Regions from separate parts of the Mus musculus genome. Here regions 1, 2, 3, 4 and 6 are each linked to region 5. Evidence: chromatin loops called from intact Hi-C (ENCODE). Cell type or tissue: heart. All regions are shown on one strand. Links, peaks and the distances in the headings refer to the core of each region. The heading gives the core; the rest is flanking DNA. Region 1 overlaps Gm40487 (a long non-coding RNA gene). Region 2 overlaps Rbpms (RNA binding protein gene with multiple splicing). Region 3 overlaps Gtf2e2 (general transcription factor II E, polypeptide 2 (beta subunit)). Region 4 overlaps Rbpms (RNA binding protein gene with multiple splicing). Region 5 holds the start of Rbpms (RNA binding protein gene with multiple splicing). Region 6 overlaps Rbpms (RNA binding protein gene with multiple splicing).

The links. Hi-C counts contacts between places; a loop is a spot of excess contacts. Peaks named below come from ENCODE experiments on the same cell type or tissue, not always from the same donor. Only the 100,000 strongest peaks of a DNase experiment are listed, where the experiment ranks them.
Region 1: it touches region 5 in a loop (6-fold over the local background); 16 of 42 quality-filtered maps call a loop at or near these places.
Region 2: a loop joins it to region 5, with 2.4 times the contacts of the local background. A loop is called at or near these places in 6 of 42 quality-filtered maps.
Region 3: a loop joins it to region 5, with 4 times the contacts of the local background. A loop is called at or near these places in 8 of 42 quality-filtered maps.
Region 4: a loop joins it to region 5, with 6 times the contacts of the local background. A loop is called at or near these places in 5 of 42 quality-filtered maps.
Region 6: it touches region 5 in a loop (4-fold over the local background); 7 of 42 quality-filtered maps call a loop at or near these places.

Annotation. Positions count from the first base shown.
Region 1 is chr8:34,063,001-34,068,253 of GRCm38, reverse strand. It overlaps Gm40487 (a long non-coding RNA gene), which reads right to left. Exons shown (of 3, transcript XR_870314.2): 2 at 4,748-4,990; 3 at 3,683-3,879. Among named protein-coding and RNA genes, the nearest start is that of Gm40486, 9.8 kb to the right of the region's middle. In heart, for the core only: CTCF peaks have their summits at 2,103 (motif pointing right) and 3,152 (motif pointing right); DNase peaks (open chromatin) are centred at 2,143 and 2,713; H3K4me3 peaks cover 398 bases; H3K27ac peaks cover 1,471 bases.
Region 2 is chr8:33,795,099-33,800,351 of GRCm38, reverse strand. It overlaps Rbpms (RNA binding protein gene with multiple splicing), which reads left to right. Exons shown (of 8, transcript NM_001042674.2): 7 at 5,202-5,253. Among named protein-coding and RNA genes, the nearest start is that of Smim18, 50 kb to the right of the region's middle. In heart, for the core only: a CTCF peak has its summit at 2,880 (motif pointing left); DNase peaks (open chromatin) are centred at 1,541, 2,861 and 3,171; H3K27ac peaks cover 2,547 bases.
Region 3 is chr8:33,766,456-33,771,708 of GRCm38, reverse strand. All of the region lies in intron 6 of Gtf2e2 (general transcription factor II E, polypeptide 2 (beta subunit)), which reads right to left. Among named protein-coding and RNA genes, the nearest start is that of Smim18, 21 kb to the right of the region's middle. In heart, for the core only: a CTCF peak has its summit at 3,085 (motif pointing left); no DNase peak of the experiment used is centred there.
Region 4 is chr8:33,839,589-33,844,841 of GRCm38, reverse strand. The region is part of intron 4 of Rbpms (RNA binding protein gene with multiple splicing); the gene reads left to right. Among named protein-coding and RNA genes, the nearest start is that of Gm51528, 82 kb to the left of the region's middle. In heart, for the core only: no CTCF peak of the experiment used is centred there; a DNase peak (open chromatin) is centred at 2,431; H3K27ac peaks cover 3,352 bases.
Region 5 is chr8:33,929,114-33,934,366 of GRCm38, reverse strand. Rbpms (RNA binding protein gene with multiple splicing) reads left to right here and starts at 4,504. Exons shown (of 8, transcript NM_001042674.2): 1 at 4,504-4,891. The coding sequence starts at 4,826. In heart, for the core only: a CTCF peak has its summit at 2,612 (motif pointing left); DNase peaks (open chromatin) are centred at 2,536, 3,146, 4,036 and 4,246; H3K4me3 peaks cover 2,294 bases; H3K27ac peaks cover 2,876 bases.
Region 6 is chr8:33,801,454-33,806,706 of GRCm38, reverse strand. All of the region lies in intron 6 of Rbpms (RNA binding protein gene with multiple splicing), which reads left to right. Among named protein-coding and RNA genes, the nearest start is that of Smim18, 56 kb to the right of the region's middle. In heart, for the core only: CTCF peaks have their summits at 1,559 (motif pointing right) and 2,622 (motif pointing right); DNase peaks (open chromatin) are centred at 1,216, 1,876, 2,146, 3,036 and 1 weaker place; H3K27ac peaks cover 1,409 bases.

The DNA of each region.
Region 1 (5,253 bases), core at 529-4,528, 130 kb before region 5:
ACAGAAAAGACCACATACTTTTCAGTGTGCAAAGAGAGAAAGCCCCAGTGACTGGCTTGGGGTGAATCCATCTTCCATCAGGAATATCCTACAAGCCTTTCACAAGCCCTCTGTCTCCAGGTATGAGCCCTTCTGAATAGCTCAGGCTAGACTTGAGCTCTATAGCCCAGCCTGTCTTCAAAGCTACTATCTTCATGCCTCAGCCTCCTGAGTTCTGGGCTACACAGTCCAAGTCTAGACTGGGCCACCTATTGAGATCCACTGTCCTTGGTGGAGTTCTGATGCTTAGTCGAAACACCATGACCGAAAAGCAAGTTGGGGAGGAAAGGGTTTATTTAGCTTACACTTCCACTCTGTAGTCCATCATTGAAGGAAGTCCAGACAGGAACTCAAATGAGACAGAAACCTGGAGGCAAGAGCTGACGCAGAGGCCATGGAGGGACGCTGCTTACTGGCTTGCTCAGTTTGCTTTCTTACAGATCCCAGAATCACAGCCCAGGGATGGCCCCACCCACAAATGGCTGAGCCCTCACTATCAATCACTGCTTAAGAAAATGCCTTACAGGTTTTCCTATCTGATGGAGGACTTTTGTTAACTGAGGTCCCCTCCTCTCAGATGACTTTAGCTTGTCTCAAGTTTATGTAAAACTATGCAGCACATATGAGTGTTCTGCCTCACCGGGCATGGTGGTGCACGCCTTTAATCCCAGCACTCGGGAGGCAGAGGCAGGTGGATTTCTGAATTGGAGGCCAACCTGGTCTACAGAGTGAGTTCCAGGACAGCCAGGGCTACACAGAGAAACCCTGCCTCGAAAAACCAAAAACCGAAAAAAAAAAAAAAAAAAAAAAAAAAAAGAGTGCCCAGGGCCTCAAGAGGAGGAAAAAAGACAGAGTCAGACACCTTGAAACTGGAGTTGAAGTCACTCCGTGAATGCTGGGAATTAAACCCCAGTCCTTTGAAAGAGCAGTGAGCGCTCTTAACCACTGAGCCATCTCTCCAGCCACTCTGAGAGTTACCAGGCTGGTTTTTAGAAGCATCTCCCCCATCCCCAAAACTGAAGAAGAGCCCTGCCGCTGCCCTGGGATGCCTTCTTCTAGTCTGAGGAGATTCTGATTCTTGACAATGCTTTGAGAGAGTTTGTGAACGAAAGTGTTTTGTTACAGCCGGGTGTGGGTCCAGCACTTGGGAGGCAGAGGCAGGCAGATTTCTGAATTCGAGGCCAGCCTGGTCTACAGAGTGAGTTCCAAGACAGCCAGGGCTACACAGAGAAACCCTGTCTCGAAAAAGAAAACAAAACTAAACTAAAAAAAGAAAAAAGAAAAAAAAGAAAGAAAGTTTTTTGTTTATTTTTCAGCTTTCATTTTTTTTCTTTTTTTTTTTTTAAAGATTTATTTATTGATTATATGTAAGTACACTGTAGCTGTCTTCAGACACTCCAGAAGAGGGTGCTAGATCTCGTTACAGATGGTTGTGAGCCACCATGTGGTTGCTGGGATTTGAACTCTAGACCTTTGGAAGAGCAGTCGGGTGCTCTTACCTGCTGAGCCATCTCACCAGCCCTCATTTTTTTTTCTTAATCAAATAACTCAACAATGTCATGACTAACTCCACTGATAGAAATGAGAGAGAGAGAGGGAGAGGGAGAGAGAGAGAGAGAGAGAGAGAGAGAGAGAGGCCAAGCTGTGGAAACAGATAAGGAAATGACAGGAGGAGAGAAGAGAAAGGACCAGAGAGACATCTTACGGCTTGACATGATCAAAGGACAGAAACACATCTATAAAAAGGAGAAACTGGACCCCGAGCTTCAATCAACCTTCTAGAGCAAAACCAGATCCTGAGCCATCCCTCCTCCATTGGAGGAGGGCTGCTTCAGCACCGCCGCCACCGTGGCCGGCCCAGAGCACTTCTCTGTTATTGTTAGTCGTCGTCTGTCCCCCCCCCCGACCCCCCCCCCCCGGCTGTGTCTATCGTTGTTGGGTTTTAGTGCTTCCTAAGTGTGGATTCAGATTTTTAACAGCTGCTTCCTTGATCTCTAAAAAGTGAAGACATTTTTGGCTGAACAGTTTGACTGATTCAAGCTGCAGAATTCCAAACGGCCAGCAGGGGTCAATCAACTAACGTGATATTTTCCCCCCTAACTTTTAAAAAAAAAAAAAAGTTCCATGGAATCTAGGTGGCAGCAATGGAAGTCCTCCTTCACCTGCGCTTGCTTCACGGGCTGTTCAGAGATGTTCTAACATAGTCTTTCTTTCCTTCCATTCATCTTTCCTTTCTTTCTTCCGTCTTTTTTTTTTTTTTTTTTTTTTTGCCATGCTGGGATCAAACTAAGGGCCTGCCTCCTACCTATATGCCAGGCAAACACTCTACTTCCAAGACTACAGCCCATTCCATCACTCACTTTTTACCGCCTGTCTCTTCCCTCCCTTCCAGCCCAGCACCCATTGAATTATCAAAGGCTCCTTGAACACTTCTCATCTATAAGATGCTATGTTTGATGTTTGGGGTATGGAGACAAAAAGGGGACCAGTGATTTCTTCTCTGCTCTAGAGAACTGTCTCCTGTTTGGCCGCAAGGCTAGATGGCTAGAGTAAAGCATTGGTAACATGGCTACGATCCCAACTCTTGGCTTGAAGAAGACGCAACTGACCAGAGCTGAGTGGTCCAGGCTGCTGGCGCTGTTGAGCTCCTTTGGGTCATTTAGGGACGTGGCTCCTTCCCATCATGTTGCATCACAGTTCCTAGGATGTTGTTCTTGGCTGAGTGGTCAAAGCTGGGTCATGACCACCTTATATTTGGTCCAGAAAAAGGGGAAGAGAAAAAGCAGACAGCAAACTGTTTCCCCTTAAGCAATAAGCATGGATGTCACGCTTATCTCTTCTATCCATAAACTAGGGTGGGGACCTAGTCATATGTTTGGCCTTGGCCACAAGGAAGTCTGGGAAATGTAGTCATTTGTTAGGTTGTGATATGCCTAAGGTGTTATTAGTAGTAGGGAATAGCTAGTATCTTATCAGGAACCTCTCCTTCCCTCCCCACTTTCTCTGACTCACAAAGAAAACAAAAAAACAAAAAAATCTTCATATCTTTTTTTTTAAAGATTTATCTATTTATTATATGAAGGTGCACTGTTGCTGTCTTCAGACACCCCAGAAGAGGGCACCAGATCCCATTACAGATGGTTGTGAGCCACCATATGGTTGCTGGGATTTGAACTCAGGACCTCTGGAAGAGCAGTCAGTGCTCTTAACCGCTGAGCCATCCCTCCAGCCCCTTTCATATCTTTTGATACTGCTACCAATTGTAACTTCACCGTCACCATTTAGAAACCGTCGTTCATAGGAACTGGTGGCGAATAGAATATCCTTCAGGGGCTGGTGAGATGGCTCAGTGGGTAAGGGCACCCGACTGCTCTTCCGAAGGTCCGAAGTTCAAATCCCAGCAACCACATGGTGGCTCACAACCACCCGTAATGAGATCTGATGCCCTCTTCAGGTGTATCTGAAGACAACTACAGTGTACTTACATATAATAAATAAATAAATCTTTAAAAAAAAAATTAAAAAAAAAAAAAAAAAAAAAAGAATATCCTTCAGAAGTTTACTGTGAACACCACTTTACTCCCAAGATGCATGCTGCTACCGCCCCTCCAAGGGTAACAAGTCTCACCATGACAACTAAGATGATTAATTCCCAGTAAAATGAGACCCGGACTAGAGATTACTTTCTGTGCATGAGAATGTGACATTTGAGTTGACTCTTTGAAGCATGATTAGAAGCCAGTCAGGTGGAAAAGGAGGAAGAACATTCCAGAGTGCGAACAATCTGTGCAGAGCCCTGTAGCCATGGAGGGTCAACTGCATGCATTATGCAGGGTGAGTCTGGATAGGGAGGCAAGCAGGAAATGGAAGAAAATAAGACTATGCCAGATCTACATTCCAAACTGGAGAATTAGATTTTGCCTTGCTGGGCAAACGCTTTGGCCTATTTCCCCTCGGTGTGTGTGTGTGTGTGTGTGTGTGTGTGTGTGTGTGTGTGTGTGTGTTTTCTTGTTTGTGTTCTCTCTCTCTCTCTCTCTCTCTCTCTCTCTCTCTCTCTCTCTCTCTCTCTCTCTCTCTCTCCTTGTCTGTTCAAGTACACTCACCCATGAGTGTGCTTTTGCAAACCAGAGATCAAGTGTCTTTATTGTTCTCCTCCCGACCTTTTGAGTTAGTCTCCCTCTAAACCTGGAGCTTACCTCTCAGATTAGTAAACTTTGAGGAACCGGCTGTCTATACCAGTGCCTTTCAACCTGCTGGTCATGACTCCCTGGGGTCAGATATCAGATATTTACATTTCAATTCATAGCAATAGCAAATTACAGTTATGAAGTAGCGACGTAATAATGTTATGGTTGGAGGTCACCACAGCATGAGGAACTGTATGAAAGGGCCGCAGCATTAGGAAGGCCGAGAACCACTAGCTATACTCTCCTGACACTAGGGTTACAAATTCTGGCTTTGCTCTCATATGGACCATGCTGCGACTCAAATTCAGGTCCTCGTGCTTGTGTGGCGATCTGTTTACTACCCGGCCATCTTCCCTGGTCCCCATCTTTCCAGTCTCAAGCCTCTCTGTCACTTTAGGGTTAGCTTGTGTGTCTGGCTCTGATGAGTGGCTCCCAATTTTCTGGCATCGCTGAGGATGGCCCAGGAAAGCCTCGAGAGATCAAATTCCCCTCAGGAATTCGCGAGTGGAACTGTTACTCACCTGAACCGCCACGGGCAGCTTAGAAAGCTAATTTGGTCAGGAGTAGTTTTTGTTTTTTTTAAACGACCACAGGCTGAGGCAGGTGTGCAGAGGGAACCGGAATGAGCCAGAAAGGCCTCTTTGGAGTCCATCCCGGTCTCCAGTTCCAGGATGCAGTTCCTTCCCGAGGCTGAGGCACATTTTCCACTTCAAGAGTCCTCCTTATCATCCTCTGTAGCTTCAGCTCCCAGAGCCGGTCATGCCCTGAAAAAAAGTTGAAAATGTTAATTGGAACATTCCAAAAACAATTTACAAATTTTAAACAGCCCACGGGGGAGGATCATGGCTCGGGAGATCACGTGCTTCCTGTGTAGGCAGTGGATCTGGGTTCAGATCCCCCTATACAAAAAAACAGGTGTGGGAAGGGCTGGAGAGACTGCTCGGTGGTTACGAGTACAGACAGCTCTTGCAGGGGACTTTGCTTCCAGCACTCACGTAGAGCGGACTTACAACCAACTGCAACTCCA
Region 2 (5,253 bases), core at 652-4,651, 130 kb after region 5:
ACTCACTAAAGAGCCTCTCCGCACCTTGCCTTTGCCAGAGCGGGGCCTCTAGTTACTAGAGGCTCCCAGTTACCACGGTGAATGGGAGGAATGTGTAGAACGGGAACATTGGAGCAGCACCTGGTGAGTGGGTCCTTTGGGCTGCACCTGTTGGGGCCAGGGGTGACAGAAAGAGCAGAAGGAGTGGGCGCATCGCCCCGAGCTTTGCCGTGAGGGCAGAGAGGCACCAGATGGTCCATGGTAGGTTCTAGTTGCCTCTTGAGGCTCAGGCTCCCAGGTACCCACTATGTGACTTTCGGGGTTCCACTGTGAGTTCTAGTTCAGCTTCCCTATGCCAGGGATGCAAGGAAACTTTGTGATTACCCAACACCAAGCTTCCTAAGAGGGGACCTTGAACTTTTCTCTTTGAGGAAAACAAGTTTTGACAGAGCAAAAGGAAAATTGACTCCAAATGGCATCATGTTTTATTCAGAGCGTGCATGCCAGGGTGGAAGGCCAGGACCCAGTGACAGGATGGGAAAGTGGGGCACCCCAACTTTAATCTTCATACATTGTGCACGAGCTCTGCCCGCTTGACTAAGCTCAGCGCCCAGGGACCTCTAATGGCCCTTGCTAGCAAACATAGTTAAAAATTAACAAGCTGACAAGATTAAATACGGATGGTAAGCTGCCACTGTGGACCGAATCTGACGCAGAGTGTTACATGCTTGGGTGCTCTCGACCAGAGTGGCGTCCCAGCGAACTGGGAGACACTGGAGCACATTCCACACACCTGCCTGGACACAGGACCCTAACTTGTGTTCAGAACAGCCTGGTGGAAGAGCTGAGACTTGAGAGAGGGATTGGTCTTTGAGGAGGGGGCTCATGATTCTAGGACCTTGACTGTGAGGTTCACAGGCCAGCGACTGACACACAGTCATCCTGGCTAGCCATCCTTGAAGAAGCAGCCTTCTCCAGCTGAGACTGTTTGGTATTTTGAGATCGTGTTTGCCATGGCTTCAAGGCTGGCCTCAGACTCACAGCAATCCTCCTGCTTTAGCTAGGATTATACATATCATCCTATAGCCAAGAAGTTCTCACTTGGTCCTTCTCCAGCTGCTGGGATGAATAGGATGATGGACTGATGCCTTGGACCAATTCATACAAATCGCAGGAATGGAGCTCAGGGTATCAGTCAGGGGGTGGGCTTGCTTTGGGCTCTGTTCCATGGCCACTAGACCAGGAAGATTGGATGCCACACTGGATTCAATCTCATCACCACTGACCGGGCCCCAAGCTGGCTTTTCTCAGCTCCATGGGTATAGCTGGCAGAGAATCAAAAGATTGTGCGGTCAGATGACCTTGGGATGCCCAGGGAATCAGTGGAACAAGTCCCTCCATGTCACAGCAAACCCTGTTACACACTGCTTTGTGTTTGTCAACCCCAGGACACGGTGTGTTGCTCTCAAACTGTCTGGGTTGGAGAGCCTTTCCAGCCGGGTCTTTTTCCAGTCACACTTTTGAAGATCTAAGTCAAGAGTGGGTACCTCATATCTGGATTAGTGCGTGCCAGCAGCCCAGAGGGCACTTTGAAATGCAAGTGAGATGGGTCAGCAGGTGAAAGTGCTTGCCACTAGGCAAGCCAACTGGGCCAGGCTGTCCTCCTTCCTAACACACATAGAAATAAATCCATGAACAAATAAACGGGGTCTCTTGGTTTGAAATGACTTGGACCATAGCCATGGAATGACTGCATTTCTTAAAGGCCAAGGTAAGCCCAATGGCCCAGGGACAGCAGAGGAAAAAGCCACCAAAGGGTATCAGCTAACTGTACTGATCGCCCTGCCCTGCCTTCCTCATCACTCTTGGAATCTAAAGAGGACAGTGGTACTGGTCACTAGAGAGGGGACCATCAAGGCCAGTGACTGTTAGCCCTGCCCTGTGTTGCTCAGTGTACACGAGGTGCCAGGGATGGTGCACTGAGTGGGAGTTCCACCCTGGAGACAGTCAGGCCTTTTTGTCCTTGGCCTCGTCATCAGAAACATATATTCTGTGCGGTGCTTAGGTGTCGTGTTCAACTCTGCATCTTTCCCAAGTATTCACTATCGACTCCAGCGTGATTCTTTTCTCCTCCTGATTATTCATGGCCCAGGTATCTGCTCTTCCTGTCTGGTCTGTCACCACGTGGGATAGTGTGGAGCCTGACAAAGTTGCCTTTCTGTGAGAAGTGTTTGAGTGTGAGTCCGTACAGTGTGGCTGCAGGCAGTGAACTGAGTCACTGTGCTGTTCTGTTTCAGGCCTCTAGGCTTCTTGGTCTGCTACACTTGACACTGTCTCTGTCTGGCGCACACTAAGTCAGGGTTTGTGTTAGTTAAATATTTTGTTAGAAGTTCTCATTGGGGGCCTCAAAGCCCTGGGATTATATATAGGCATGTGAGTAGTGTGTGAGTAGTGTGTGAGTAGTGTGTGTGTGTGTGTGTGTGTGTGTGTGTGTGTGTGTGTGTGTGTGTGTGTGTGTGTGTGTTTTCCTGCACGTTTCTGTTGATAGTGCAGAAATCGCCAGGGTTACCCCAGCTCTTCCATGGCTTCAATGTGTGCACTTAACTGTTCTGAAGAGCTGAGCTTGAGCAAGTCTGGAGTAGCCTGTGGCCCCTGCAGTCAGTGATAATGAGGAGTCTAGCAGCCTCCAGGACATGGACAGGAGTGACCTGGGGCCAAAAGCTACAGCCGAACAAACAGCCCAAAATGCAGTAAAGGTGAAGCTGTTGCGGTTAGCACCAAACAGCTTGTTCTTCTGGGCCAGCTGCCCATACTCCTGGCTACGCCCCTCGCACTCGGTCCCTCACTGGGTGCAAGAACAGGAAGCTGCTCTGTTTGGCCTGGCATGCGCTGCCCCCTGCAGGAAGGCGGGTGCCTCGCGTGTCTGAAATTCAGCAAGAGCCAGGCTGTCTTGGCCGGCAGATGTGGGAGTCCATCTTTTCTCCATCAGCGACTGCATGATTGAGGGTGCTTGAGTGTGTGAGTGTGTGCGTGTGCGTGTGCGTGTGTGTGTGCGTACGTGTGCGTACATGCATGCACACACTCGCTCACAAAGGGTGGTGGGGAGTACTGAAGTGAGAGGCAGCCTGGGAGGCTAGGGTGGCAGACAGCAAGGACCCCTCTTTTTCTTAGTCACCTTCACCAGTTCCAAACCCATGCCATCTACCCTGCAGCTCACTGTCCTCCCTGCCAGCCCCTCCCTGTGACCCTCTTGGTGAACACTATGCCACGTTGGCCGCAGGGCCTTACATCCCCACCCCACACCCAGGCCGCACAACTGCCACCACTGCTCCACACTGACACAGTGCACATGGACCATTTCGGGTTTAGGTTCCCAGCATCCCTGGCCTGAGGGCTCTGGCCCCGAGGCTGCCCTTTCCCAGCTGTCTCAGGAAGGCAGCCCCAGCTCTGCTCTCTGCTTAGTGAGCAAACGGACTGAGACGAACAGCCATGACCAAGGGTAGGTACGTGCTGCTTCTGTCTTCCACCTTCCTGCTCCTGGTCTCTAGCCTTCCTAACCCACGTCTTTCCACATTGTCCCCTCTTGTCTGTCTGTCTGTCTGTCTGTCTGTCTGTCTGTGGGTCCGTTTGCTCTACAGACACTCAAGTGTGGGTGTTTAGTCTGTCTGTAAGGATGTTTCTGATCTCTTACCCCGTCCTGCCTGGTGGGAAAGATGCCTGCCTGGCTTCCAGGATCTTTGGGGGCTCCGATGGCTCCCAGCAATATAGCTTTACCCTCACAGTATTTGAGGAAATAACATCTGACACAGTCCCTGAGGAAGCGTAGTGTAGAAGATGGCCTAAGGGATGTCTGAGGTAGATGCTGATGTACCAGAAGCTGACACCTTATCCTTAGGGGTTGGTTTGGTTTCTTTGGGGCCACAGTTGGCCCCTCCTGTTCTGCACTGGCAGCTAGGGGACATGGCTGCTATTGTGGGGTCCTTGAGTCAGAAGGAAAACACGAGGAGCTCTTGGGGACCAGGGCAAGAATTAGTTTCTCCCTAGGACCCAATTCCTTGGCTTCTCAGCCTTTAGAGCTCGGCAAGATCTAGCAGAGCCTGGTTCTGCCTTCTGAGCTGGACTCTGGGACGGCTTGTTTCCCACCCTTGTGAAAGAGAGAAAGCGGCCAGTTTCCATCAACCCCACAGTGCACGAGTCTTCAGAGGGTTGTCTGTGAGTTGCCTCTGGCCCAGGTGTCCCTCCACCACAGCCAGAGTGGCTCCGTCTTCAACTTGATGTTTCAGGAGCCTGAGTAAACCTGTCTCCTGTTGAGGTCTCTCCCCTCTTTGCTGTCCTTTATGTCTTCCTTGTCCCCAGAAGCACTTTTCTGTGTTGCTCATTGCACTCCATGGGAGGCCACCCCTCTTACTTAACAATGGGAGAGGAGCTAGCCTGGTAAGCCCAGCTCTCTGGAAGCAGAGACAGGGAACAGGAGTTCAAGAGTAATTCATGGTGAGTTAGAGGCTAGCCTAGGCTAAGGAAGACAGACCTTATCTCAAAAAAAAAAAAAAAAAAAAAAGAATGGTGGGTGGGGACATGGGTAAACATGCCTCCTTCTGCCCAACGGGTTATAGACAAAACTGGCATTGTCAGCGGATGGGTGGTAAGGGTGACACATATGTGCCCTTCTATTGTTCAGATTTTGTGTAGTGTAAGATCCCAGAGCGTCCTTCCGGGTGGAAAGAGTGTCCCTCAGTCTGGCTGTGTTAGGTTGGTTAGAAGAGGCAACACTACTGTTGACCTTTGTCCAGCTCTGTCACAGGCTACGGGTGCCTCTTGGGGCCTGGTGAACACAGCATGCCAGAAAGCTGACCCTTTTCCTGAGAGAACAGGCTCTCAGAGAAGGTTCAGTTCCATTCAGGCGGGTCATGAAGTACCCTTCCCTTTGTTTACATTTTGTTTAACTAAGTCTCCCAGCTTGGGAAGAAGTATAGAGAGGAGCTTTGAAAAAGAAGTGGTAGTTGACAGAACCCTAATACTGGCTGAAGTGGGCTGCCCTGTGAATGTGTCTGGTCTTCATAAGGCATGTTAGACATTCAGGATGCTGCTGTGGGACTTTTCTACCCCTGGGCAGGAAATGCCACCCTGGCCAGTGTGAATTGACCCGTCTTGGAGAAGCAACAGGGTCTGAAGTCCCAGAATGAGGTGGGGCCCCTGCCTCACGGCCTCTCCTGTCTTTTCAGATGCGCTGGATCCCTCCCTCCGAGGCCACTTCCCAGGGCTGGAAGTCCCGGC
Region 3 (5,253 bases), core at 663-4,662, 160 kb after region 5:
TTATTCACTGGCTAATTTCATTCCAGAGACTTCTTACTATGCTTCTGTTGGTGACACTGTAAAATTTAAATTCTCTGAAAACAAACTGCTTGACCTGCCTTTTTATTTGATATGTGCAAAAGTTTGTATGCTGCCAAGGGGTGATGGCACATGCCTTTAATCCCAGCACTCGGGAGGCAGTGGCTGATGGATCTCTGTGAGTTCAAGACCAGGCTAAGCCTACAGAATAAGTGACAGACAAACAAACAAAGGGAAAAAAAGCTTGAATGCTAAAGATTTCTTATTACACAGTCACAGAGGCATTCCCTACAAGAATAGCACTAGCCATGGTGTGACAAATGAATCTGTTCATTAACACAGGACCTCAAAATATATGCTGTCCTGGCTAGTTTATGTCAACTTGACACTAACTAAAAACGAGGGAACCTCATTTCTAGGGACAAAATGCATTCATAAGATCCATCTGCAGGACATTATCTTAATTAGTGATTGGAGGAGGAAGGCCTAGCCCATTGTGGTGCTAGCCCTGAGCTATTTTTTCTGGGTGTGGTAAGAAAGCAAGCGACTCCTTCCATGCTTGAGCCCCTGTGCTAATCCCCTTCTATGATGAACAGTTCTATGTGTTCTATGTAAGTAGAAACCCTTTCCTCCCAGCCTGCTCTGGTCATGGTGGTGGAGCAACAGTAACTCAACCTCAGATAAATACTGCTCATGCACCAAAACAAAACTCAACTCTCCCGCTATAGCATGGCTAATAAATCATTTCCAGAGAACATTTCCTGACTTCTCTGTCCTGAATTTACCTACTTTTTTCTCCCGCCCTCCCTCCCTTCCTTTCTCTCTTTTGGCAGTGCTAATGACCAATCCCAGAGCCTTGCATATACCAGGCAAGGATTCTACCATTGAGCTGTATTACACTATGTTGTGCTTTAAACCAAGGTCTGGGTATATAACTCGGCCTGCTCTGAGGCTCTCAAGCCTGTTGCCTCAACCTCCCACGTGCTGAAATTACAGGCATGTACCACACTCAGCATTATAAAAAAATAAAACATTTTTATTGTTTTGCCTTTCTTTAGCCTAATGCTGTTACAAGATGTGTTATCAATGAAACTATACAGATATTTTATAGCTACTCAAATATTTAAGATGAACATTAGATCACAAATTTCAGTAGTATTTGAGAGGACCCCAAATTTAATTGATTTTTAACATATTTGAGAATACAAACTGTTCAATAATGGTGCAAAGTGGGATAAACTTTTTTTTTCCTTTTTAAGATTTATTTATTTATTATCTGTAAGTACACTGTAGCTGTCTTCAGACACACCAGAAGAGGGCATCAGATCTCATTACAGGTGGTTGTGAGCCACCATGTGGTTGCTGGGATTTGAACTCAGGACCTTCGGGAGAGCAGTCGGTGCTCTTAACCGCTGAGCCATCTCACCAGCCCGGGAAAAACTTTTTAAGTTTATAAAACATGTCTAATAAACTACAAATTAAAAACCAAGGTAATTTTGGTTACTTTGCTGTTTTTGTCATTGTTTTTTTCCCAGAGTATCTCTCTCTGTAGCCTGGCTGTCCTGGGACTTTGTGGATCAGGGTAATCTCAAACTCAGAGATCCCACCTATCTCTGCCTCTCAAGTGGGGGGGTCAAAGGTGTGTACTACCATACCCAGCTGAACCTTTATTTTCTCTAATATTGTCAAGTTGCTTAAAAAAAAAAAAAAATAGGTTGGATACACTATAACCCTGGAACTAGACTGAACTCAGGAACAGACCAAAGTGGAAACAGTGAAACTGTTACCTCAGATAGATAAGCTGGTGGTTAGGTAGACAGTCCCAGACACAACCCTCACTGATGGCCTGACACACCTCTGGTTATGCCTGTGAAAGCATTTCTGAAACAAAGGTGTTCTGTTTTGCTGTTACTGTGATAAACACTGACTGAATCCAACTCAAGGAGGAAGCGTTTATTTCAGCTTACAGGTTACAGTCCAACCAAGTGGGAAGCCAAGGCTGTGAGTTCCAGGACAGAGAGGGTTATGTAGACAGATCCTGTCTCAAACAAACAAACAAACAAACAAACAAACAAACAAACTGGCCATATGTATACATGACACCAAGCTTCACTCATAAAAGCATATGGCTAGACAGACAGACAGACAGACAGACAGACAGAGACAGACACAAGAAAACTGTCAATCGGCGTAAAAATTGCGCTAAAATACATGCATGTCACCAAACCATCAAAATATAATGCTCTGGGGACGTCATGTTGTGGCAGAAAATGTGCCCAGCATGCCAAAGGCCCTAGGTCCATCCACAGCACCACAAAAATAAAACTAGATAATCACTTAAAAGAGCAACAGAGTGCAAAGTAAAGACTCAACAACGATAGCTGCTAGAAGAATCCGAGAACTCTAGGAATAAAGATAAAACATTTAAGCTTCTAAAACCAACTACCAGCAATGAGGAGATCGTCCCATACAGGGATTCTCATCAGAAATACCAAGAGCCACTAAACGATGTAGCTGTAGAAGAGAGTTGCAAATACAGCCCAGACTTCTAAAATCCATCTACTTCTTTCCTATTTAGCTAGTCAAATCCAAAACTACAAAACCCTGAGTTAGGATAACAAGCGGCCAGATAGGTGGACTAAGCCTCTTAGATACTATATTTTCAATACTACTGCTAGCAGCTAGCAATTTCTATGTACTAATTAGGAACCAGATTCCTTTCTATTTAATTATCATAAACTCACAAGGTAAAAATCCCCAGTTTCCAGGGAAAGGAGATCTTATCGAAGCTATAGATTTAATTCCTTGGACTGTTCTCTTACATTCTCTTGACCACCAACATTTATATTATATCTAAATTAGTAAGAGTCTGGTTTAAGGAAATAAATGTCCTTTTGAAATTAAATGCATGCTTTAGTTTAAATATTCTGTTTACTTCTTAATTAAGAAAATCCCTACAGAACAAACAATAGGACACGTGCTTTTATTATAGACAAAACTAAGGGTGATCTTTCACTTGCTTGTCCATTCAAGAGCATTTCTGCTCTACTGGAGACTGACACCTAGTGGGCTAAAACAAACATCACCATTGATGCCACCATATCAAAGACAAACATCACAATGAGCCATGACTGAGGGTAGAAGGACACAGGGCTAGGGCTTGAACTCAGAGCCTCATATATGCTAGGCAAACACTACTACAATACCCCAGCTCCAAAACCTGTAGATTTTCAATTGGCCTTACATGGAAATACATATTTACATCATAAACAAAAACTTTTTCAAATTAATTTTACATCGGTGATTTATACCGATATCTACTAAAAACTCATGTTATCCTCAGGGCTCTTGTCCATGACTGTTCCCTACAATGTCTCTTGAGCATTCTACGATTATAAAATTATCATGCAACATGTTACACCATACAGATGTTTGACTTACAATGAATGGGTTACATCCTGATAAACTCATTGGTAAGTTGAACATACAAACTAAAATACACCTAAGCTACTGAATAGCACACTTAGCAAACTGTGGTTCTCACATCACTGCCTATAAGGTCAAAAAAAACGATATTCACTGAGTGTACTAAATAATTGAACCCATGAACATATCTCAATCCATTTTCTTTTTTATAAATATTAACTGAATCTTTAACCCACTCTTCACGCAGAACAGTCTGTCCCCCAAGGAACATTTGGTAATATACAGAGGCAGCTATGGCCTCACACCATGGGGAAGCTGTGTCTCTGACAGTTAAACCAGCCAGAAATGCTGATAAAGGTTCTATATTGCACTGAACAACCCTCTACAACAACAACAACAAAAATTTTAGCCTCAAATGTTAATGCTACCAAAGTTGAAAATTCTGCTCCCATCATCTTTCCTGGAAGGTATTAATTACTGAAAAATATCAGTTTATATTAAATGGAGTTTATAATACAATACTGTTCACAACTATTTTGTGTTGTTTTAATTCTTCATTTTCTACGTTGTATACTGTATATAGAATAGCTTGCTATTGTAAATCACAGAAAAGGTACACTTTTCACCTTCTAGAACTTGACCAAGAATTGTGAACGGCTGAAGGAAATCACAAGTTACAGCACATATGCCGCCCAGGCATCAAACATCTACTGGTTACCTATAGCTATCAGGTATCATATATGTGGAGTCATGGTGACTCCACATTTAAGTTGACAGTTATTTCATTTATATTTTGTTGCAGGCATTAACTATGCCTGATTACTTATTAATATTTAAAGAAAAAAGTTAAATATAATCATTTACATTGCATTTAGGGTATTCTACTGACTTTTAAACTAATTATATATTAGAAGTTTATACTGGAGCTCAAGAGATGACTCAGTAGTTAGGAGCAGTGACTGCTCTTCCAGAAGACTAAAGTTTGATTCCCAGCACCCACACGGCAGCTCATAGCTGAGACTCCAGTGCGAGGAAACCCAAAGCCACCTTCTAGTCTCCACAGGAAACATGCAGATATGTGATAAAGACAAAACACCCACACACATAAAATTAAAAATAGGGCTGGTGAGATGGCTCAGTGGGTAAGAGCACCCGACTGCTCTTCCAAAGGTCAGGAGTTCAAATCCCAGCAACCACATGGTGGCTCACAACCATCCGTAACAGGATCTGACGCCCTCTTCTGGAGTGTCTGAGGACAGCTACAGTGTACTTACATATAATGAATAAATAAATCTTTAAAAAAAAAATAAAATAAAATAAAATTAAATTAAATTAAAAATATTTTTTAAAAAGCTTATATGTTTATTTAAATTTCAGATGAATAAGAGTAACAAAATGGCTGTCATAAAAAGACAATTTACTAAATCTGATTAAGCAAACATCATTAGACGAGACCCAGCAGGTGTCTCTGCACCATCAGACACACGGACATGCTCCTGGCTGCCTGCATGTGGCTCCGGTTTCAGCTGACCTCATCTATTTTCACAGAGATCACCTATGAACTCCACCCACCTTCCCCCTTAAACAAGCATGGCAAAACACTTATGTCTTTGCTAGTGTACGGACTGTGTAAAATTTTTAGATGTGTATCGTCTTCTTCAGAATGTAAGCTTCAGGGCTGGTGAGATGGCACACTGTACCCCAAGCCTGATTGCCTGAGTTCAGCTGTGAGGACCCACATGTGTGAAGCAGAGAACTGACCCCTACAAGCAGTCCTCCACATGTGTGCCACGGAGGGCACGTTGCCAC
Region 4 (5,253 bases), core at 596-4,595, 89 kb after region 5:
GTTACTTCGTGCCGCTGGGTCTTCCTTCATGTGGCAGTGTCGCGATTGAGCTGAGCCTGACAGCGCACACTTCTCACCCCTAACCTGCCGGGAACTGAACCCCAGGCCTTGCGCATGCTGGGCGGACACTAACCATCTCTGTTCGGACCCCAGCCTCTCTCAGTGAGGTGTGTGCTGTTCTGGGTGGATCTGACTCATTCTTACCTCTCCCACTTAACACCAGGTAGGTGGTCAGCAGCCCACAAGCACCTCCCAGCTCCAGTTGTCCTCAATTGGTTGGGAAGCAAGCAGTCTATAAAATTGTGTGAACTTCCTGTTTCTATAGATGACCCTCCCTCTACTGAGCACCACACGGCTCATCCTGGGCATCCTCAGTCCTCCACTGAGCACCACAGAACCCCGCCTGTCCTCCTCCAGCTTTTGTTAGGTTTTTTTTTTGTTTTTTCGAGACAGGGTTTCTCTGCGTAGCCCTGGCTGTCCTGGAACTCACTGTGTAGACCAGGCTGGCCTCGAACTCAGAAATTTGCCTGCCTCTGCCTCCCGAGTGCTAGGATTAAAGGAGTGCACTACCATGCCCTGCCTCCTCCAGCTTTTTAATGCAATTTCACTGGGACACAATGGTGTTTGTTAAGTGGTAGAAATTTTCTAATTCCTTTTCAGAAATAATGGTGATACGAGGAAGATTTCCAGGTATGGATTTTTTTTTTTTGCAAGTCTCTTTCATTTCCTGCATTTGTCAAGTCTTGCTTTTTTCTTTGTGTTTGCGATGGGTCACACTCTCTGTAACTGCCAGCTGTTGTCTCTGAATGAATCCTATCCAGGTAACCGATGGTCTGGAGTGGTTTGTCTTAGCCCCGTCATCATTCAGTGTGTGAGGCTCAGCTGAATGAAAAGGTTCTTTTCCCAGACCTCGAGGGAGAGCTTTGTGTAAAAGCCTGGCCAGAATCTGTTTTCAATCTGTTTTATGATTCCTGCAGAAGTGAAAGCTGATAACACTCCAGAAAACTATAAATCCGTTCCACCTTTCAGCCCCCGCCAGCCCTTGGAGCATCTTTCACGTGTGTGCTTACCTGTTGTGCTGGAAGTGGCACGCCCTTCAGAGCCCCCCCCCCCCTGAAAACAGCTTTTATTTCAAACTTTTGCTTTTAATTTCTAAAGTAAAAGCAAGGCCTTTCAACTTAATTTCCTTCTGTTGAAAGCCCTGTCCCCGGGGTACTGCCTCGCTCTGTGACCAAAGTGCCCTTTGAAAACAGAAGACCTACTTTCTCTATACGCTCTTTGAAATACAGCAGTCCGAGGAGTATAAATCAAAGCCATAAGAGGTACCGCTTCATACCCAAGGGGTGGCCAGCACGAAGATTGGCAGCAGGTAGTGTCTGGTCATGGGTGTGGGGAAATCAGGAGGCTTGGGTATTTGTGGGGGAACTGAAGTGGTCTGAAAAGCTCTTCTTCAGAAAGGTTAGCATACAATTACCTCATGCTACAGTTCTGCTCCGAGGGTGGCAAAAGTGTGTGTTCATACACAAGCCTGTTCCCAGGTGTGAAGTGGCCTCATTCATAACACAGTAAAGAAGCTGAAACAGGGTTGTGAGCAGCTCTGTGGGCGACGGCCCCTGTGGTCACGCCTAGCAACCCCAGTTGGAGCCTTAGAACTCATGTGGTAGTAGGAGAAGACTGGTCCACACTGGTTTTCCTCTGACATGCAAGCACCAAGAGGCATGTAGTTGTGTGCACATCTGGGCACGCCCCCCCCCCTAAAATACAAACAATCTAATGCCCATTAACTGGTGAAAGATGTTAAATAACATGATTATTCAACAATTGAAAAAAAATCAGTGAAATACTAGTGTGTACTTGGACAACATAACTAACCCTAGAAAACCGTATTCTTGTTAAAGGGTCCTGTCAGAAAAGGCTACATGCTGCTGCATCTTACTTCTGCAAATTTAACTGAGCTATATAGTCCTTCAGATTGGATGCATTATTATTTGTGCTTGTTGGGGAATGAATTAGGAGAGAAAAAGGAGAAAGAGAGTAAGTAGTTGCTAATGGGTACTGAATTTATTTTTGAAATACAAGAGAAGCCCAGGAAATCTGTTTTGAGACAAGTTTCATTGCTTAGCCCGGGCTGCCCTTGAACTTGAACTCCTCTGGCCTCTCAGATGCCACCCCACCTAGCCAAAAGAAATATTTTGAACATAATATTGTATAATTAAATGGCCTCCAATCCCTGGATCTCTTGCCTGTGGCTTTCCCACACGCTGTTGTGATCGGAAAACTTGAGTCTAGCGTGTTTCTGAATGGCTAATGGTCAGTCTCTCAGCCGATATGGTCAACTGTAGGGGAGAGGAGTGAGTTCCTTATAGGAGAAGCAGGTTGCTGGGAGACTAGTCACTGTTTAGTCAAGCCCAGCCAAGTGGTGATCTCACTGAGCCTGAATCTAAAAACCTAGGAAATCGTCCACCGGGTCACTCTGTTTACTCCTGAGAGCTGGGTAGCACTTCCTCCCCCGGGTACTGTTTTCTGTTGCTACTGCTGACAGTAACCAACAGTGCTGATTCAACTCATTGTTCTCAGTGCTTGGTATTTACTGATAACCCTGCAGGAAATCACTTTCCTGCCCCTCCCTGCAGTCTCACCTTTTGAGTTCTTAAGCCTTCCTGCAGGGAAGTGTTAGCTCTGGAAAAGAGAGATGAGACAGAGTTCATGAACATCACCTGTGTGTAGGCAGGGATAGGACAGAGCCGCAGGGATGAGCCCGTTGGGCCAGCTGCTTCATGGTAGAGACTGGGTCATAGAGAAGCTGTCTGTAGGTTGTAGAATAGCCTCCTTTGCTTGCTAAAACCAAAAGATTGTAGCAGAGCTCCAGAATAGGAGATTTTACCCCTAAGTCACGGAGCAGAAGGAACAATAGAAGATCCGGCCCTGTCACCAGGATAGAAAGGGCGTTGACTCAGTAGCAAGCTTAACTTTTCCTTGAGGGCCTTGTCGGGTTCTTTACTGTGTTCTGGGATCCTAGGAAGTCTGTTGATACGCTATGAAGTTAGATGATCTTTTTACAAAGGATTGTTTAAAGTGTGTGTGTGTGCGCGCGCGCGCGCGTGTTGTCCGTCTGTCTGTGGGTATGTGCATGTGAGAGCAGTACCTATAAGAGGCTAGAGGAGGGTACTGACAATCAAACTCGGGTCCTTACAAAGAGCTCTGTTACTCTTTACTGCTGAGCCATGGCTCCAGCCCTGAACATGGTCCGAGGCTAAGGAAGAGCCAAGCTGACCACTATAATAGAAAACGGGTTTTCCTGTTTTCCGGTTCTCCGTGTAATTTCTGGTACTCTGTATTTGAAAGTAAGAGTGGATTGGGCAAAACCTGGTTGCTTAAGCAGAAAGCTATTTTGTCCCCCACCTCAACGTAAGCACCTTGCCTGGCTACTTCTGGAACCCCCATTCCTTAAAGCGGAAGAGGGTTTTTTTCCATTTGGTGTTAGTTAGGTGTAGAGAAAGGACAGTCTGAGCCTCTCAACCGGAAGGGTCTGAGCAAGCCGAGCCTTGGGAGGTGGCAGCTCTAGTGTAAGTTTTGCTTTCTGTGCATGCTTCTCCCATCCTGTGGCTCACTAGCCTGTGAGAGAGAGTGGGGGATTTTGACAGTGAGTTTTGTGGGGCTGGAGTGCTGCTCTCAACAGAGACAGTTCCACATGACTGCTCATCAGAGCACACACTTGAGAACCGGTGGGCTGGGGTGTGGTTGAAGCCCCATGACCCATGCAGGCACTTGGGGAGGGAGGCAAAGAGGCCTGAGAGTTGGAGCCAGTCTGGAGTAGAGAAGACCCTGTCTATCAGTAAATTCATTAGAATTTGGGCTTGGACAGTAGAGCTTACTACGAGAATACGAGTTCTTAACCTTGATGAAAGCCCGAGGACCCCTTTACTCGAGAGTTTGAGAGAAAATCAGCAGGGCAAGCAGGCTGTAATTCCTGGCAGCTGCCGGGAACAGGGAGTTGAAGGAGAGAAGAAAGTTGTGCCTTTTGAGCTAGAACACAAGAAAGGGAAGGCCTGCCAGCAGCTGTGTGGAGGTGGCAGGGGTCCTCAGAAAAAGGAGAGGACACAGGGTGTCTAAGCCACTTGCTTAGGGTTTTGGCTGGTTTCCAAAGGAAATCAAAAGTTGGAAAGGGAAAATTGAATTATTTTTTAAGTGAGACCTCAGAGAAGCTGTGAGGCTTAGCATTGAGAGTCTTGGAGCCACCACGGCCAGGGGAGGGGCTTCTGGAATGTGTGGGCATGTATCTCCTTAAACAGATAATCAGACTCAGCATCCCTCAATAAAAAGATAATCAGTCAGGTGCCTAAATTTCCCACCAGGTGGTTTCCTGTCACGTGATTTACAGGCCGCCCGTTTGAATCAACTCCTGAGGGAAAGAAAACTCTAGTATGCTTTTGTCACTCACCCAGAGTCAGAGATGGGACTTCATCATGATGTCTTGAGAACTGGGGCTTCCTGTATTGTTCAGGAATAATGAAAGGAAAGGAACTTAGTAGGGCAGCATTCTGATTGTTTTCCCTGAGGTATTTCTGCCTGTTTGCCTTCTAAAACGGTATCTCTGGTCTCGATTACAGGTCCTCTTGCTTGGCTTCCAGGACCTGGCATACAGGGTGTGCATCAGCCTGTGCTCTCTTTGCCTTCCTTGCTGTGATAAGTCACATAGACATGACATAACTCTGAGAGGGAAGGGTTTGTGCTATCACAGAAGGGGTTCACATTAGGAACTCAGAAACTACCTGGGAACCCTGCCTGCGGCTGCTCACTGCCTTGCTAGATAGGAAGCTCTCGCTCATTTGCTTTATTATTTTAAATGTATTTCTTTTTATGTCTAAAGATAGGGACTCTAGCTCTGGTTCATCTGCCTCCATATGTAAACTTGGCTAGACTTAAAATACAGAGATTCTCCTGGTTCTGCCTCCCTACCACTGAAACAAAGGTGTGTGCTCCAGTGCTCGGACAGGTTGATTTATTTATGTATGTTAGTCTTGTTTGCTTTTGTGTGTGTGTGTGTGCGCTCGTGTGCCTGCGAACAGTACTCACAGAAGCTAGCAGAGGATATCGTGATTGGAGTAACAGTTTAGAGTCGCCGTGGAGATGCTGGAACTGAACCCTGCTCCTAAGCTAACTTTCTTACATCCAGTTGCCCTCCACAGTGGGCCCTGATATATCAGTCATTGATCAGGATGATCTCTCACAGACAAGACCTTAGGTCGGTCT
Region 5 (5,253 bases), core at 624-4,623:
TCCCAGTGCCACCCCAATGGCTTAATTTGCCTCGGTTTTATTTTATAGTGGGACCCTATCTGAGGATTTGCAATTACACTCCTTTGTTGAATGCTGTTTAAAAAGCCACCCAAGGCTTACTGGCACAGTACAACAGCATTTACTTTTTCATATATAATTACTAACAATTTTGTAACTTCTCCAGCATTTGCTGGAGAAGGCTCACCTTTTTTTCCCACATGGCATCAATTTGGACAGCTCACCTGGGGCTGGAGGATTTATTTCCAAGACAATATGTTCAAAAAGGATGGCCAATAGGCACTGATCCTCTGTGCTGAGAATCTGGCTGGAGCTGGAGGCTGGGAACCTGATTTTCTTCCTTGTCTGGTCTAGCCTGTGGCTGCTTGTGTTTCTCAAAATGAGGGAGAGGGTTTTTTGTTTGTTTGTTTGTTTGTTTTTTACAACTGAGGAGGTGATAAAAATCAGGGAATGCCATACAGGTTGAATATATTTAACACTGCCAAACTGTGCGTTTAAATAGCTAAGATGGTAAATATCATGTGCCACTATTAAAAAGAAGAAACAAAACAAAACAAAGAAAAAAAAAAGATGGCAGTGAACTAAGGAAGAGTTGTGTTGTCAAGGATAAAATAACGCCAACAAAATAGTAACTGGTTGGAAAACTTTGGATCAACAAAGTTAACAATTGTAACACTCATGGTAGGTTCTGCAGCCTCCTGCTGCAATAACTCCGAGCTGTGCAAATAGCCCCCAAATAGACCTTTCATGCCTGCAATTCCCAGAGACAAACATTTAAGACATAATTACGGGTTTGGATTTCTTAAAGCAACTCTCAAAAGGACGGCTGCCAGCGTAGCAGTGATGACTCACGGGGACTACAGGTGCACACAATATTTCCCTTTCAACCTGGTATGCAACCTTGCAGGCCAGGCAGAAATATGGCCGAACAAGAGGCAGGTGAGAGGGCAAATGTCTCCCGGTCAATAGCCCTGTTTTGCAGGGATATAAACTCCCTTTGTTGTCTTATAATTCTTCGCATGCCGGGCAACTATCAGCTACCGTAGGTGAAACTTCATCCTTGAGATAGTAAATAAGTTATAAAGATCACTATAGCCTGGCTGAACATATAACTCCTGAGTCTTCTCTTCCTTCCTCCTTTCCTCCCTCTCCTCCTTTTCTTACAGCTGCAACCAGATTATAAATATTGAAGGTCGGCTTGCAGGTTTTCCTTGGGTTTTGTTGTTTAATACGTTACTGGAATTTTTTTTTTCTTCCAAATAAGTCCATACCATTCCTTTACCGAAAGGATAGAAATGAAATCCTGTCTTCCAGGTGTCGTATTATCTCACTCTCTTACTGCACTGAGACAGTACTCTGCTGTCTCTGACAACTTGATTGCCTTCTTTGTCAATACAGTGGTGTGATTTTTTTGTTTTTGTTTTTTTTTTTTTCGAGACAGGGTTTCTCTTTATAGTCCTGGCTGTCCTGGAACTCAATTTGTAGACCAGGCTGGCCTCGAACCATACTTTTTTTTTTTTTTTTTTTTAAGATTTATTTATTTATTTATTTAAAGTACACTGTAGCTGTCCTCAGATACTCTAGAAGAGGGAGTCAGATCTCGTTATGGATGGTTGTGAGCCACCATGTGGTTGCTAGGATTTGAACTCCTGGCCTTCGGAAGAGCAGTAGGGTGCTCTTACTCACTGAGCCATCTCACCAGCCCTTTTTTTTTTTTTTTTTTTTTTTTTTTTTTTTTTTTTACATTTCATTTCTTGAAATCTTTTTCTTCAATCCTCCTATTGTAGGCAGTGTCTCCATCCAGGCTAGACCTTCCAGAATTTAATTATGACCCCGTGTAGTGACCATTTTTATACACCATCAGGATGTTCGTTTGTTTGTGTTGTTTTGTTTGTTTCGAGAAAGCATCTCTCTGTGTAGCTCTGGCTTTCCTGGAACTTGCTCTGTAGATCATGGGCTGGCCTGGAACTCAGATCTGCTTGCTTCTGCCTCCAGAGTGCTGGGATTAAAGGCGTGTGTCACCACTACCTGGTGTGTTTATTCATTAAAAATAACAGTGCCTGCTATGTGTTAGGCACTGTCCAGATGCTGGGAACACACAAAGATGCCAGGCAGGTTCCCCTCACAGGACTTATTCTTTCTTTCTTTCTTTTTTTAATTTTTTATTATTCTTTCTTACACCAGAGGTTGATAACTTTATAACAAAAGACAAAGTTTTGGTTTGAATTCAAGATAAAAAAAAAAAAGAAGAAGAAGAAAGAAAGAAAGAAAGGAAGAAAGAAAAAAAAATCAGGTTCCATACCTGGAATTAAGCCACTTTTTTTTCCTGGTGAGAGCAGAGATTCTCCCAGCATCCTGAAACCACACAACCTAATCTACCTTCTTGTAAATGGGTTCCCACTGGAACCGTTAAGGACCAGCTTGTCATTTTTTTCTTGGGTCCTTGCCAGGCTCCTGCGGAACAATGTCTCTCTGTGGAGTGTATTCAGGCAGGAATCGCCAAGAAGGGCAAAGGGCTAGCTAGTTCTACTGGCCGGTGCAGCCACCCAAGCCCACCACTCACGTATCGCTCAGAAAGACACTGCCCCCTCGTGGTTCCTCTTATAACTGACTGAAAAACCGGCCGAGCAAAGAGCTGCCAATCAGCACAATCAATAAATCAAAACGCGGACAAAGTTTCCAATCAACTGCAGTTTTGCTTCTGAACTTTTTCTACCGCTGTTCCAAAGACTCTTGGTTCATTTCCTCCCAGAAGGCATCTTGGTTCCTACAGAGAGCAGTGGTATTATGACAGCAACTTAAAACATTATTTTCCTTTAGAAACTTTCCCACGTCTCCAGATCCCCTCAAAGAAAACTTATGATCTAAAACCAAGTATCACTATGGATTTTCACTTCGCAACGCCTTTAAAAGCAAAAGAACGACGTTGCGCGTATCCTGCTTTTTATAATTTGAACCAGGATTCAGCGACTATGTTGCCTTGGAGTTGTTTGGGGTATCTTGTCTCCACAACACTACTTTGAATTGCCTAAAGGCAGGGCCCTTATCTTCAGCTCCCACCCTCTCCCGCCTCACCCCACCCCCAACCGCACACAAAGCGGGGAAGGGTAAAGAATGTGGAGTAGGGAGAAAGAGATAAACAGTTAAACCAAGCCATAAATGAGAAATCGTGATTGGTGCGGCATGCCAGACGAACTTCCTCAGAGAGACAGGCACCATCCGCTGAATCGTGGGTTTTAAATGTCTGTCCAAACTAGTCAAAAGTCTAGGAGCTTACAGGATCTATTGTTGGAAAAGTTCTCTAGGACCAGGAAAATGGAAACTTCCTTAATAATAATGCTAGCTTCCGCCTATTGTAAACCACAATTGTGCAAGTATGGGTGTTAGGAACCTGAGGCTCGCCCCACCTATAATCTCTAAAACCCTGGGATATATATATATATTCATACATACATACATATATGCACACACACATATAATGATTGTAATATATATGTGTGTGTGTATATATATAATCAGTGAAATGGGAGAATATGTATGTGTGTGTATATATGTATGAAATATTTATTCATTTTATAGATGAGGAAGTGGAAGCTATGCGGTCATCCGGTGTTGGGTAATTGCTTTGATTCTCTAGAGATAAATGTCTTGACCTTTGAGGGGCAGTGAGGGATATTTAGTCAACAAGTACATATGGAGGGCCTACTACGCTCCGGGACTACGCTCCAGGTAGCCTACTTAAGTTATGGCAGAGATAAACAGGACGTAGTCCTGTATTCCAGGAAGGGGCTCCCCGTAGAGTGATGTAAACAGACCCGATTCCAGAACAGTCTGGTGCCGGCTGTGCGAGTCTGAACAGGGGCGGCCGGAAGCCTAGAGAGCGATAGCGGCCGAAGTGGGGGGGGCGGGGGGAGGCTGGGAGGTTTCGCTGTACTCGGGCACCCGCAATGGGGTGGCAAGCGGTGTCCTGCAAAAGCGGGGCTCGGTGGTGGGCTGTCCCGCGTGCCCGTCACCTTTCTGCCCGGGAAGAACCGAGTCTCGGCGGGTATTGCCACGGAGGGTGGGTTTGGGTGCACACCCGTCGTGAAAAGCAAGCAAACAAAAGTAGCGCGCTCCAGTCCATGTGCCCCCCACCCCTACCCCGAAAGGCTTGTCCTCGGCTCTGAGCCCCCTCTCCAAGCCCACCGCCGCTGGCCCGCCCAGACGCCTAGGTCCACGGGGTTGGAGAAAGAAGGGGCGGCCCGACCTTCCGCCCGCGGTCCCCGCGGCCTCGTGACCCCGGTGCCGACCCCCCCTCCCCCAAGCCCAACCCAGCCCAGCCCAGCCCAGCCCTGGGTTCGACCGCTCCGCCCCGCGCCCCTCCTCTCGCGGGGGGCTTCGCTGTCCCGATCCGCGTCTCTCTGGGCTGCGTCCGGCCGCGCACGTCCAGGGAGGGCGGAGGGAGGAGAGGAGGGAGGGGAGGAGAGGAGGGAGGGGAGGAGAGGAGGGAGGGGAGGAGGGAGGAAGGCGAGAGAAAGCGCGCTGCGTGCGGCCCCGCTGCCCAGAGCCTGCCAGCAGCGCGTCCTCGGCGGCTCCGGTCCCAACCGCGCCCGCCGCCTCGCCTCCTCGGTCTCGGCCGCGTCCCGACTCCGGGGCTCGCCCGGCCTCTCGGAGGTCCCCGCCCGCCGGTCCGTCTCGGCTCTCCGCTGCGCCGCCCGGCTCCAGCCCCGCAGCCCGCCCCGGGGGAAGGTAGCAGCGGGCGAGCGCGCCCTCGCCCTCGCCTCCAACCCCGCGCCCCAGTCCCGCGCGGCGACGAAGGACCGGGAAGATGAACGGCGGCGGCAAAGCCGAGAAGGAGAACACCCCGAGCGAGGCCAACCTTCAGGAGGAGGAGGTACTGAGGGGGACTGGCTGGGGGGCGCGGGGCGCACGGGCCGGGGCTGGGGGGAGTAGCACGGGACGCGGGCGTCCGGAGGGCGCGGGACTGGGTCCACGCGCGTCCGCCTGCCTCTGGTTATTGCATAAGTTTTGAGGACTTTCCCGAGACTTTTGTAAGTAGAATGCTCAGCTTTGTCTACTCGGGATGTTGAAAGCGGAATCGAGAGCTGACTCCCGGGTGACCTCAGATGATTGGGACCAGGGAGGGTCAGGACTTGGGTTCTTGCGTCTTGCAGCTGGAAATTGGAGGGAGGGAGGTATGGCGAAGGGAGAAACTCTGGGAAAGTTCTCAGTAAAAGATACTTCCGACCCCAGCTC
Region 6 (5,253 bases), core at 856-4,855, 130 kb after region 5:
CCCATCGGCCACCTCTCCACTCACCCCACCACCAGCCCTTTCAGACCCGGTCCCCCAGAGCACACCATGTGACTAACACCTACCCAGCTAACAGATCCACCTCCAGGAAGTGAATGGTTTCCCTCTCCGACCAGCTGACCCCCTTCCGGGACCTCCGAGGACCATCTGACAGCCATGACCCCACCCACTGCCTGATGTCTGCCCCCAAAGGACCACCTCTCTCTTCCCTAATGATCTCACCCTCATGCCACACTCAAAGACCGAGCAGGTTTCCCTCCTTGGCTCCCAGCTAGCAAAAGGGCACCACAGGGGCATAAGGCGTGCGTGAGTGCGTGTGTCCATGCATCCGGTGTGGAAGGGAGGCGTGCACTTGACACAGGTTTTAATGTGTGCTTGGCGTGTGTGGATTAAAAGGCTTGCGCTCTTGTCCCCAGGGAGCTGAGAGACCAGAGAGAGGCTTCCATGGAGAAGCCTGAAACATATTCTAGGAAAGACAAAAGCTTGTTCATTGCCCAGTGTGTGGCAAAGGTAGCCATCTGCTGCGAGCTTCTCTTGCTTAGTTAAGAACAGTCTGAGGCATAGGAAGGTTCCTCTCCCCCGGATGCTGTGGTTCCCTGAGGTCTGTCTCGTATGAGGATAATAATCAGAGCTGACCTTCACCCTTGGAAGTAACCCCTCATTTGATTGACCTATGGAAAATGCCAGTCATTAACAAGTAAAACACTTGTACGTATTTCTCACTAATCCTCCATTCCGCCTGGCCTTTTAAAACTTGCGGGGCTATGGGGCTGACGAGATGGCTCCTCAGGCTTGCTGCCAAAGCCTGTGTTCAGTCCTCAGGACCCACACGATGGAAGAGAGAACTGACTTCCGGTTGTCCCTTGCCTTCTACACACAAATGCACACTAGACAAATACAGTCGATCTTTTTAGCTTATCAGCCCGGTCAGGTGGGGCTATGTTTATTTTGCCTGGTATTTGTTTCCAGGGCTTGGTGAAACATGTTGCACAGGACAGTCCTGGTTAAGGCCCCTGTAAGAAACCCCTGTGAGCAGCCCCAAGTGCTTAGGGCTGAGTGCTCTTTAACTCTAAATCTGACAGAGCAGTGGGTTTCTTGCCTGCATTGGCAGCTGCCCTTCTGAGCTGCTCTCCGGGGGCCTATCAGCTGTAGGCAGGCAGGAAGCCCTCAGTCAGTGCCTGTGCCACAGGCCAAAATATCCTCCCTGGGGAAGCTACACAGCAGTGTGAGGAATGAGGAAAAACGTGCTGAAGGTGGCAGGGAGTGGCCGGCAGTGGCCGTGGTCCAGGAAACAAGCTGAAGTCAACGACCAGACGTGCCTTTTGCTTTTCTGTGCTCTGCCCAGTATCCCTGCCTCAGTATTCAGTAGCCGTCATAGCCGACAGATAGCGGGCAAGTGGGGGGCTAAATTGTGACTGTCTGTCACTTAGTCCTTTATATTTTTGATCTTTGTTGACAGCAAAGAGCAACTAAAAGCCCCTTTTGTGTGTGTCCCATACCTCATGTGCGGGTGCTGTGCCCCCTCTCAAAAGGAGCAACCAACAGTTGAGGCCACTAGGGGCAGGCATGCATCATAGAATGATAGAAGGTTACACATAGTCTATAGAATCTGTGGCTTTGGGTAGTCCGCAACCAGGCCATTCACCACTGCCCTGGAGAATCAGGACCTGGCAGTGTCCAGAAAGAACGGGGATCGCTGGCTCTGGTCCTGATGTAACAGATGGACTCAGGAGTGACTGGGGAATATGGAGGGTGAAGGTTCTAACAAGGATCTCGTGGGAGAGTTAGGAAGTCTACGCCACTGAGAAAGGATGGAGAGACAGTGCAAGATTCGCTGGATCTTGGCCGTGTGCCTCACTGGCTCGCATCACCTAGATGGCCCCCTTCTCTTGAGACTTACCCAGCCCGGCATCCTCTTGACTCAGCCATCAGCCTAGACTGGGTGGAACTCTGACCTGCGGTGGTGAGAGGCCTGTGTCTTGGAATCCCACTTCTTCTCTGGAGTCACTTAAGAGAACATTCTTGTCGAATGTATTGGTCCAGGCTGGGACTTGGAGTGACCCAGTAGAGGCTTTATAGACAGCAGGCCCAGCCCATTGTACAATGAGGAAACGGGTCTGAGAAGATGGAAGGTTGTCCCCAAAGCGCAGCGCTTCCACAGGTGACCCGAGCAAGTGTCACCTGTTCTCCTTGCTGGCTAACACAGCAAGGCGCTGGCTCACCAGAGACTTGCTCTTACTGGAATTTCGGAGAGGCCTCGCTCTAATGACTCCTTGGAACTTTCCCCTCTAAGTAGATGAGAAATCTGTCAGAAGAGACTCTGAGGCAAAGATGGCTTCCGAGATGCTAACTGGAGGGAGCAGAGTGGGCGGCCCCTTACTAGCCGAGTGGTGTTTTGTTCTGGAAACTTAATGTTTTGGAGAGTCTTCTAGTTTTATTTTTTATTTTTTTTATTTTTTGATTGTTGTGCTCTGTTTTGAGACGTGGATTTTTTTTTTTCTTCTAGTGTTTCTCTCCAGAGGCAAAGCCCAACACACCTGTCTTTTGTCCACTTCTTCAGCAGATTAGATTTGTCTCTGGGAATGTGTTTGTCACATATCAACCTACTGCAGACCAGCAGAGGGAGCTCCCGTGTTGAATTTATTAGCAACCCCCTCCCTCCCCCTTTTGCAAAAAAAAACTATTTCTTGATAATATTTGAGAGCTTTCAATAAAAATTTTAATCAGAGCAAAAAAAAATGGTCTCAAGTAGACTACAGCGTTTTTGGTTTTTTTTTTTATGTTTTCACGGTGCTACAATTTTGGAGCCGAGGTATTTCATCTCTGGCTGAGGTTTGTGAGGGAGGACCAGGCCCATAGCAACTGAGTTGTATGTCCCATGGGAGCAGACTCTGAAAGAGTGCCCCAGGAGACTGTGCCCAGGGCCCGGGCCTCATCGACGCTGCTGCCTGTTTCTTGAGCTCCGGAGCCACCCTGAGTTTTACACTAGAAGATGCTCGTGCCAACAAGTCATCCGCCACCGGAAGTGCTCGCATCCGAACAAGGCTGACAGATCTCCCTAGTGGACACATCCTCCTTGCCTTCCTGCTCTGCTCCTAAGGAAGGGAGGAGCCAAGAAACGGGACCTGCCCTTAAAACGGAGTTGGATCCACTTCTGGTTCAATTCTAGCCGTGAGCAGCCATTCTCCGCTCTGGTTTAAAGGTCTTTCTGTGCCACCAGATGCCAGTGGTTCTGATCTAATGGTGGCACACACCTGTCATCCCTGTGCGTGGGAGGCAGAGACAGAAGACTCCAGAGCGCCTAGCCAGCCTGTGCTTTAGTAAGATTCTTTCACAACTCCCACCTTCTCCAAGTTGGATGAAGAGACAGGACAGCAAAGCACGGGTGCTGCCTTAGCATTTTATACAGAGAATGGTGTGGCTCTGTAGCCAGTGTCAGAAATCTGTCATTAGCATTTTTAAATGATTATCTAGCCTCAAGGCCATGGATGTGTAACGTTTGCAAACTACACTGTGTGACTCACTGGGCAGCAGAGACATGTTTCATCTTCCACTTTCCGGAAGGGGAAGACGACATACAGACCCTCGGTCACCGGTCTGCCTTGTGAATCTGCTGGTCTCACCTCATAGCATTGGTGGAGCCCCTGTCCCCCACCCCCACTAGAGCAGCCCCAGAGCTGGGCCTGAATGATTGTCAGGGAAGCGAGGTCGAGGAAGGTCCTGAGGTCAGCTGTTTCAGGGGGCTCCTCCCCAAGGGACAGACACTCTGTAAATTATTGCAGACTTCTCAGGTGTGCATCTTGAGACATCCCTGAGGCACCCCTGGAAAATTTTTTTTTAGAGGTTTCACTCCAAACAAATTGAGAGCTAGTCCACAGGAAACTGCCACAGGCAAACAAATAAAGAACTTAGATGGACAGACGGACAGACTTCGAGGCTGTCTGGGTTACTTGCAGGTCTGTACCCATTTGTCACCAGAGCTGGGTGTTTGTTTACCCAGTAGTGTGTAACTGTCTTCTCTTTCCATTTTGATGTGTGTGCTGTGAATATATGCGAGGGCAGTCATGCAGTCTAGACCCAGTTCATTGAGGACCAGGCTCTGTCTCAAGCCCAGAGCTCACTGACGCGGTGGGACTCTCTAGCTAGCTTGCTCCAGAGAATACCCTGCCTCCATCTTTCAAGGCAGACTTAAACAATACTCTGAGCCATCTTCCCAGCCCCACGATAAAACTAACAAGAATTGGATTACAGTGTTTTTTTGTTTGTTTTAATTATTTCTCATCTTGCTGTTAGTCGCTACTGCCCTGTGGAGAACAGAGAACATAGACTTAAGGTTTGGGCACACAAGGTATTTCCTCAAGAGCACAAGGGTTTAGGGACCCTGGGAAACTGTGGTGCCTGGTTTGGGCCCCATTGACCAAGGTTTCATACTCTGTATTGCTCATCTTCCGCTGAGCAGGTAGTAGCAAGTTTAGTGCTGTTGGCCAGTCCTGTCAGGACCGTCAACTAGGCCTTTCTGACCCCTAGAAGGAGTTTAATGTCTTAGTAATATCCTTTCTCAGAAGTCAGGGAGGGGCATGGAAATTTGGGGTGTGTACTGCTATGAACCACAGATCCCCTTTCTCAGTCCTGGCTTGTCCTTGAACACTCGCTGTTCCTCATGTCCCCCCAGGACTGCCCTAAGGGGCTGAGGGAAGCCTAGGCCTTACTGAGCAGTGGCACCCCCCACCCTGCAGGTCTGTGAGCTCACGGTTGTGGAAGGCACCCCTACATACTGTGACTCTCTAGTCTTCAATGCCTGACAGGCTTTCCGGAGTGGGAACCCTGGCCGTCTGTGGAGGCTGGAGTTGTAGGGGCCAGTACCCACCTCAGCTGGTCAAGTTGCAGTCCTTTCTTCCTGCGGGCCCTCCTTTAGGCAGTGGTAGTACAGGGCCATGTGCGGGTTCCAGGGCTGCCTGGCCAACCTCAGCCTTAAACATCTCAGAGCTTCAGGAACGTGGGGCTAAGAATCTTAAAGCGTTAGTAATGTCTGGTGCGTTGTAGTGACTTGCAGTTTGGGTTTTTATGTTGCTTACTTTCCTTTGGCTGGATTTATTTATTTGTTTATTTATTTGCTTTCAGTACTGGGGATAGAGCGTTCTAGACAAGCATTTCACCCCTTCCCCTCTTCTCCCCCCACCCCCAAGTTTAGCCTTTTTTAAGGAAATGTTTGAACTTTCTGCATAGAAAGGGACT